Linked DNA regions of Homo sapiens: region 1 is linked to region 2. A link is an interaction called in ENCODE POLR2A ChIA-PET data of the cell type or tissue named here. Cell type or tissue: A673. All regions are shown on one strand. Links, peaks and the distances in the headings refer to the core of each region. The heading gives the core; the rest is flanking DNA.

Region 1 (2,817 bases), core at 193-2,692, 140 kb before region 2:
CACATAGCTAGTAAGCTCTAGAGACCAAATTCAAACCCAGGGTGCTTGGCTCCAGAATCTGTGTTCCTCACCAAGTTGCTACACTGCCTTTTTTAATCTTTTCAATAATCCAGTAAAATAGTGACATCTATTTTATTGAATTGTACCAATTGAACAGATTGGATACTCAAGTTTAGTCAGGTAACATGTCTCCATAGCTTCTCTGCTTCTGACCACATTCTGCCCTGGGAAAATTCTGGAAACACTCCTAAGGGTTATTAGAATCAACTTTCCAGCTGGGCGTGATGGCTCACGCCTGTAATCCCAGCACTTTGGGAGGCTGAGGCGGGCAGATCACAAGGTCAAGAGATCGAGATCATCCTGGCCAACATGGTAAAACCCTGTCTCTACTAAAAATACAAAAATTAGCTGGGTGTTGTGGCGCCTGCCTGTAGTCCCAGCTACTCAGGAGGCTGAGGCAGGAGAATTGCTAGAACCCGGAAGGTGGAGGTTGCAGTGAGCTGAAATGATGCCACTGGACTCCAGCCTGGCAACAGAGCGAGACTCTGTCTCAAAAAAAAAAAAAAAAAAAAAAAAAAAAATTCAACCTTCCATCTCCCACTTCCCCAAATACATATACATACATTCACAGGAAATGTACACTGTTTCTCTCAAAGTTATTTTTAGGAGTCTAGGAGCCCCACATGCACAGAGACAAATTATTTTTAAGTGATGCTGTAAGGCATGCACTGGCAGGAATTGAATATGCAAACATGAGTTCAATTAATTAGAAGAGAGTGTTTCTTTTAAGAACACAAAATAACTGCTGTTTGAAGTGTGAGCTCGTAATCAGGAATACTGTAACTTAAATGCCTAAAGCATTTGAACTATATTAGCCTAAGAAAGTGCTCTTGGGATATGGAAGAGTATTGTCTTCCACAGACCTGTCAGTTGGGAGAAGATATAATACCCTAAAGCTGGTTCCACTCCCCTAGGTGTAACTTTGAGTAGGTTGAACATACAATAGTAGGGTAACCAACCATCCTGATCGACCTGGGACTATCCAGGTTTTAGCACAGAAAGTCCCCCATACTAATGAAACCTCTTAGTCCTAGAAAAACTGGGATGGTTAGTCACCCTCAATTGAGAACCAGTTATGTTCCAGCAAGGTGGTTTATGCCTGTAATCCCAGCACTTTGGGAGGCTGAAATGGGTGGATCACCTGAAGTCAGGAGTTCGAGACCAGGCTGGCCAACCTGGTGAGACCCTGTCTCTACTAAAAATACAAAAAATCAGTCGGGTGTGGTGGTGCACGCCTGTAATCCCAGCTACTTGGGAGGCTGAGGCAGGAGAATTGCTTGAACCCGGGAGGCAGAGGCTGCAGTGAGCTGAGATCGTGCCACTGCACTCCAGCCTGGGCAACAGAGTGAGACTCGGTCTCAAAACAAACAAACAAACAAACAAAACAGTTATGAGTGACAATTTCTGGGAGAAATTCCCTTTTGCCTGGAGAAGAGGAAATGAGGGTAGTGAGAGGTAAAGTTCATGCCAGGCAGAGAGAGAGCAGCTTGAGCAAAGGCCGAGAGGTGTGAAATGTTAGGGGGCTTTTGGGAAGTTGCAAGACTCCCTCATGGCTCTAGTTTAGAGTTGAGGAGTGATGTAGAGTAGAAAGTGAGGGGAAAGGGAGGTGACTGGCCAGATGTTAAACTAATGGAATTTGAAATTCCTGGATAGAGCTTTATGAGCCTGGTTCAATATTAAGGAGCTGTCACCAGGACCAAGAGCTCTTTTCTGGTGATGATGGTCTTTTTGAGTCTTGGTTAAATTAAAAACAAAAGAAAACAAAATGAAAATGGGCTTGGGGCTGTGGGCAGTGGCTCATACTTATAATCTCAGCACTTTGGGAGGCCAAGGCAGGCAGATCGCTTGAGCTCAGGAGTTTGAGACCAGCCTGAGTAACATAGGAAACCCTCTCTCTACAAAAAATACAAAAATTAGCCAGGTCTGGTGGTGCATTCCTGTAGTCCCAGCTACTCGGGAGGCTGAGGCAGGAGAATCACTTTAACCTGGGAGGTGGAGGTTGCAGTGAGCTGAAATCACACTGCTGCACTCCAGCATGGATGACAGAGTGAGACCCTGTCTCAAAAAAAGAAAACAAAAAAAGTAAAACAATAATAAAAGGGCTTGGCTTATAGAATCTTAAATCAGTGGTCATCAAACATTTTGACTCACATATTCTCTAAAATAATTTGAAAACTACGTATCTCCTTGCATTTTTTAAGTTGACATTTAACATTTTTATCATAAGTTTAATCATTGCAAACTATATAGTTTCTGGCACTTTAAAAATACAGACATTTGGCCGGGCGCGGTGGCTCACGCCTGTAATCCCAGCACTTTGGGAGGCCGAGGCGGGCGGATCACAAGGTCAGGAGATCAAGACCATCCTGGCTAACACGGTGAAACCCCGTCTCTACTAAAAATACAAAACATTAGCCGGGCGAGGTGGCGGGCGCCTGTAGTCCCAGCTACTCGGGAGTCTGAGGCAGGAGAATGGCATGAACCCCAGGGCGGGGAGCCTGCAGTGAGCCGAGATCGCGCCACTGCACTCCAGCCTGGGCGACAGCGAGACTCCGTCTCAAAAAAAAAAAAAAAATAGACATTTTAAAATTAAGTCATTATATAACTTTTAAATAAATCCAGTGGAATCTAAATAACAAAGCAATTCAATATTTGATATCCTCCCCATCAACATTATTATCATTATTATTATTTTTTGGAGATAGAGTCTTGCTCTGTGGCCCAGGCTGGAGTGCAATGGTGTGCAACGGTGTGATC
Region 2 (2,817 bases), core at 34-2,533:
CTAGGTGTAGAAGAAAAGTACAATTTCTCCTTGTGCAGACAGTTTGGGAGCAATATAGCATGACTGACAAATATGAAATACTGTTGACTCACTACTTTACATTAGTTTTTATTTATTTATTTTTTATGGTTTTGTAGAGATGGAGTCTTGCTCTGTTGTCCAGGCCAAACTTGAACTCCTGGGCTCAAGCAACCCTCCCACCTCAGCTTCCTGAGTAGCTGGGACTACAGATGCTTACTACCATACCCAGCTTAGTTTTTATTCTTATTCAACATTATTGTTATTCTAGAATGTTCTTCTAATTATCAATAAAATACAAATATTTAATGTTTTTAACCATTGTAAAACTGCAAAAACTAAAATATAGTACAATTTGGAGTAAGATATAAAGTAGTGGATTATCAGTTTCTGAGATAAAAATATTTCCAGTGTTCTAAAGGTAATTAAGTAGATATAATGTGATGTTTAACTGCTGAGGTAACTTTTTAAATACTTTTGGGTTTTGTGATTAAGACCATTATTTTTAGTTTTTCAATGGAAGACAAATCAGAAAGAGATTTTCCTTCAGTAGCAGAAGAGACCAGGGTTAGAATCAGCAATACTGGTTTTGTAAATACTGGAATTTATTTAAAGCATGATGATTAGAGATATTGGGAGAAATTAAGGTAATTTCTGTCAAGAAAGTATGCCTCATAGTGATACGTGCACAGGGTACTAAGACATACCCAGTTAGACTTTTTTGTTCCATTTTAAGAGGACACTGGTATCTTGGGATTAGAGTGAATGTGACAGTAATTAACAAAATATAGTGAAAAAACTATTATCATAGAGCAAAGGGGGGAAGTAGTCCAGTATTAGGTATTACTGTATGTAAATCTAAAATCCCATTTAAATATAATTTTTATTTGTTAATACTCCAGGATGCATTCCGTACTACAGTATTCTGATGTTATTGAGACAGTTTTATCAAGATTTTATCTCTATTTAAGTCTTAGGAAATCTCTGTTAACTTTATTACTGTATTACAGTTATTGCTACCTTTATTCCAGGGTGCTTGGAAACATTGTTTTGAGTTAGTGATCTGTAGTTAACCTGTAAAGAGATATAAGTCCAGCTTTTACATTAGATAAACTTTTCCCTTTTCTCATAATTTCTGTATCCCTTTTTGGTAACTTAAATATCCGGTGTAATTAATGGATTTGTTTCGCAATGGTTGTGCTGGTGGAGACATTGTTTGAAAGTTGAGAAGGAAAAGGGGAAAACAAAAGGATTAATTCATGAATATATTTTAACTATAAAAAATATATATGCTTTAAAGCATCTTCCAAAATAAGTCTGAATAATAAGGTCATATTTTTGGCCATGATTATTTACTTGTTATACAGGCTGTGTTATAATTTAGAGGAAAAAAAAGTTTTGGAAAGAGAAGCCTCAGAAAAATTTTCTATTGCCTGGGTGTGGGCCAGGTCACATGGATTGGGTGTGGGAAGTTTCAGTGTTGCAGAACAGACGAGGAAGCTCACTGAGAATTATCCTGAGCTGTGTTAACAAACTGACAGAACACAGAATTTTTACTCAAAATGGATTGGTTAAACGTCTTTAAAGATTTTTTCAGTAAGTTAATCTGTTTATTAAATCCACTGTTTTCTTGAAGTTGTGAATTAGATTTTCTGCTTTTGTAAATTTAAAGGAAAACTCTTATTTGGTGGGTTTATGTAAGCTACTACATTATGTGTATGTAATATAAACCAAATGATTGGTGATATATCCAAAAATTGTAGTTTCGACTTGGTAAGTAAAATAATTTTAAAATGTTTTAGCATGAATGTTTAACAAGTAGAGAAAGGATATAAATGGTTTGAGTTTGATGCAGTTCTAATTCAGTAATTTTCAACTTAGCACAGACATTTGAAGTGAATTAAATAAATTGTAAACATTAAAAACATTAGATAAAAAGGATTAGGTGAACAAATTTCTTCATCCTCAACTTTGGAATTAACTTTTTTTTTTTTAACTACTTTTTGCTTACTTTTTTTTTAGCGGAACAGTGTAAAGATAATCTTTAATAAAAACACTAGTAAAGAGAATATTTTTATTTAATTAATGTAGTATTGCTAGAAATTGATGTTTTGATTAATGTGAGATTTGATATTTTGATATGAGTTATGAGAACAGCTATACAACCAAGAGGAAAATAGTGAATTCTTGACTGTTATTGAGTTTGGGTCATGAAGTAAAACTAATAATAATTTATAAGAGCCTAATTCTGCTGATTCTGCTAGTGGCCTCCTTATGATCTTATAGTGAACTTAATTTGATCTCCTTGAACATTTGCTTGGTGTTTCTAGAAAAATGAACAGAGGAATTATTATAGAAGTCTCTTATGCACAACAAGCCTAAGGAAACAAAGAGTAACCTGACAAGAGATTCCAGAGAAAAGGGCAAAAGAGAAAAGGAATAAGCACTTTGTTGAAAAAGAATGTTGTAATTGTAATGTGAAGACTCATTTGTTAGCTTTAGTGACTCCCTCTGGAATATGTCTCTTCTGTTTACTTTTTGGGGAGTTACTAAAATTTCAGATCTTTGCATTTTTCATTTTTTGGGTAAGTTTTACCTTTGAAGAACTTACTTATTTGCTCATTCATTTGTTTATCAACACATTCTTATTGAGAGCCTACTCCAAGCCAGGCAGAAATCATAGGGTGAAAAACTAATACTAACTCTAGCAAATCTTACATTCTGGTGGAGAGGTATATGATGATTGTTATTAATAATACAGTGGATTTCATATCTAGATTTAGTCATAAGTGATGTTGA

What was found. ChIA-PET counts read pairs that join two places held together with the same protein. Peaks named below come from ENCODE experiments on the same cell type or tissue, not always from the same donor. Only the 100,000 strongest peaks of a DNase experiment are listed, where the experiment ranks them.
Region 1: POLR2A ChIA-PET joins it to region 2 with 10 read pairs; 5 of 35 experiments call an interaction of 5 or more read pairs at or near these places.

What each region holds. Positions count from the first base shown.
Region 1 is chr3:136,793,816-136,796,632 of GRCh38, forward strand. No RefSeq gene overlaps it. Among named protein-coding and RNA genes, the nearest start is that of SLC35G2, 24 kb to the right of the region's middle. In A673, for the core only: no CTCF peak of the experiment used is centred there; no DNase peak of the experiment used is centred there.
Region 2 is chr3:136,928,981-136,931,797 of GRCh38, forward strand. All of the region lies in intron 2 of NCK1 (NCK adaptor protein 1), which reads left to right. Among named protein-coding and RNA genes, the nearest start is that of IL20RB, 28 kb to the right of the region's middle. RefSeq lists a silencer at 1,394-1,594. In A673, for the core only: no CTCF peak of the experiment used is centred there; DNase peaks (open chromatin) are centred at 1,201 and 1,481; H3K4me3 peaks cover 1,220 bases; H3K27ac peaks cover 1,985 bases.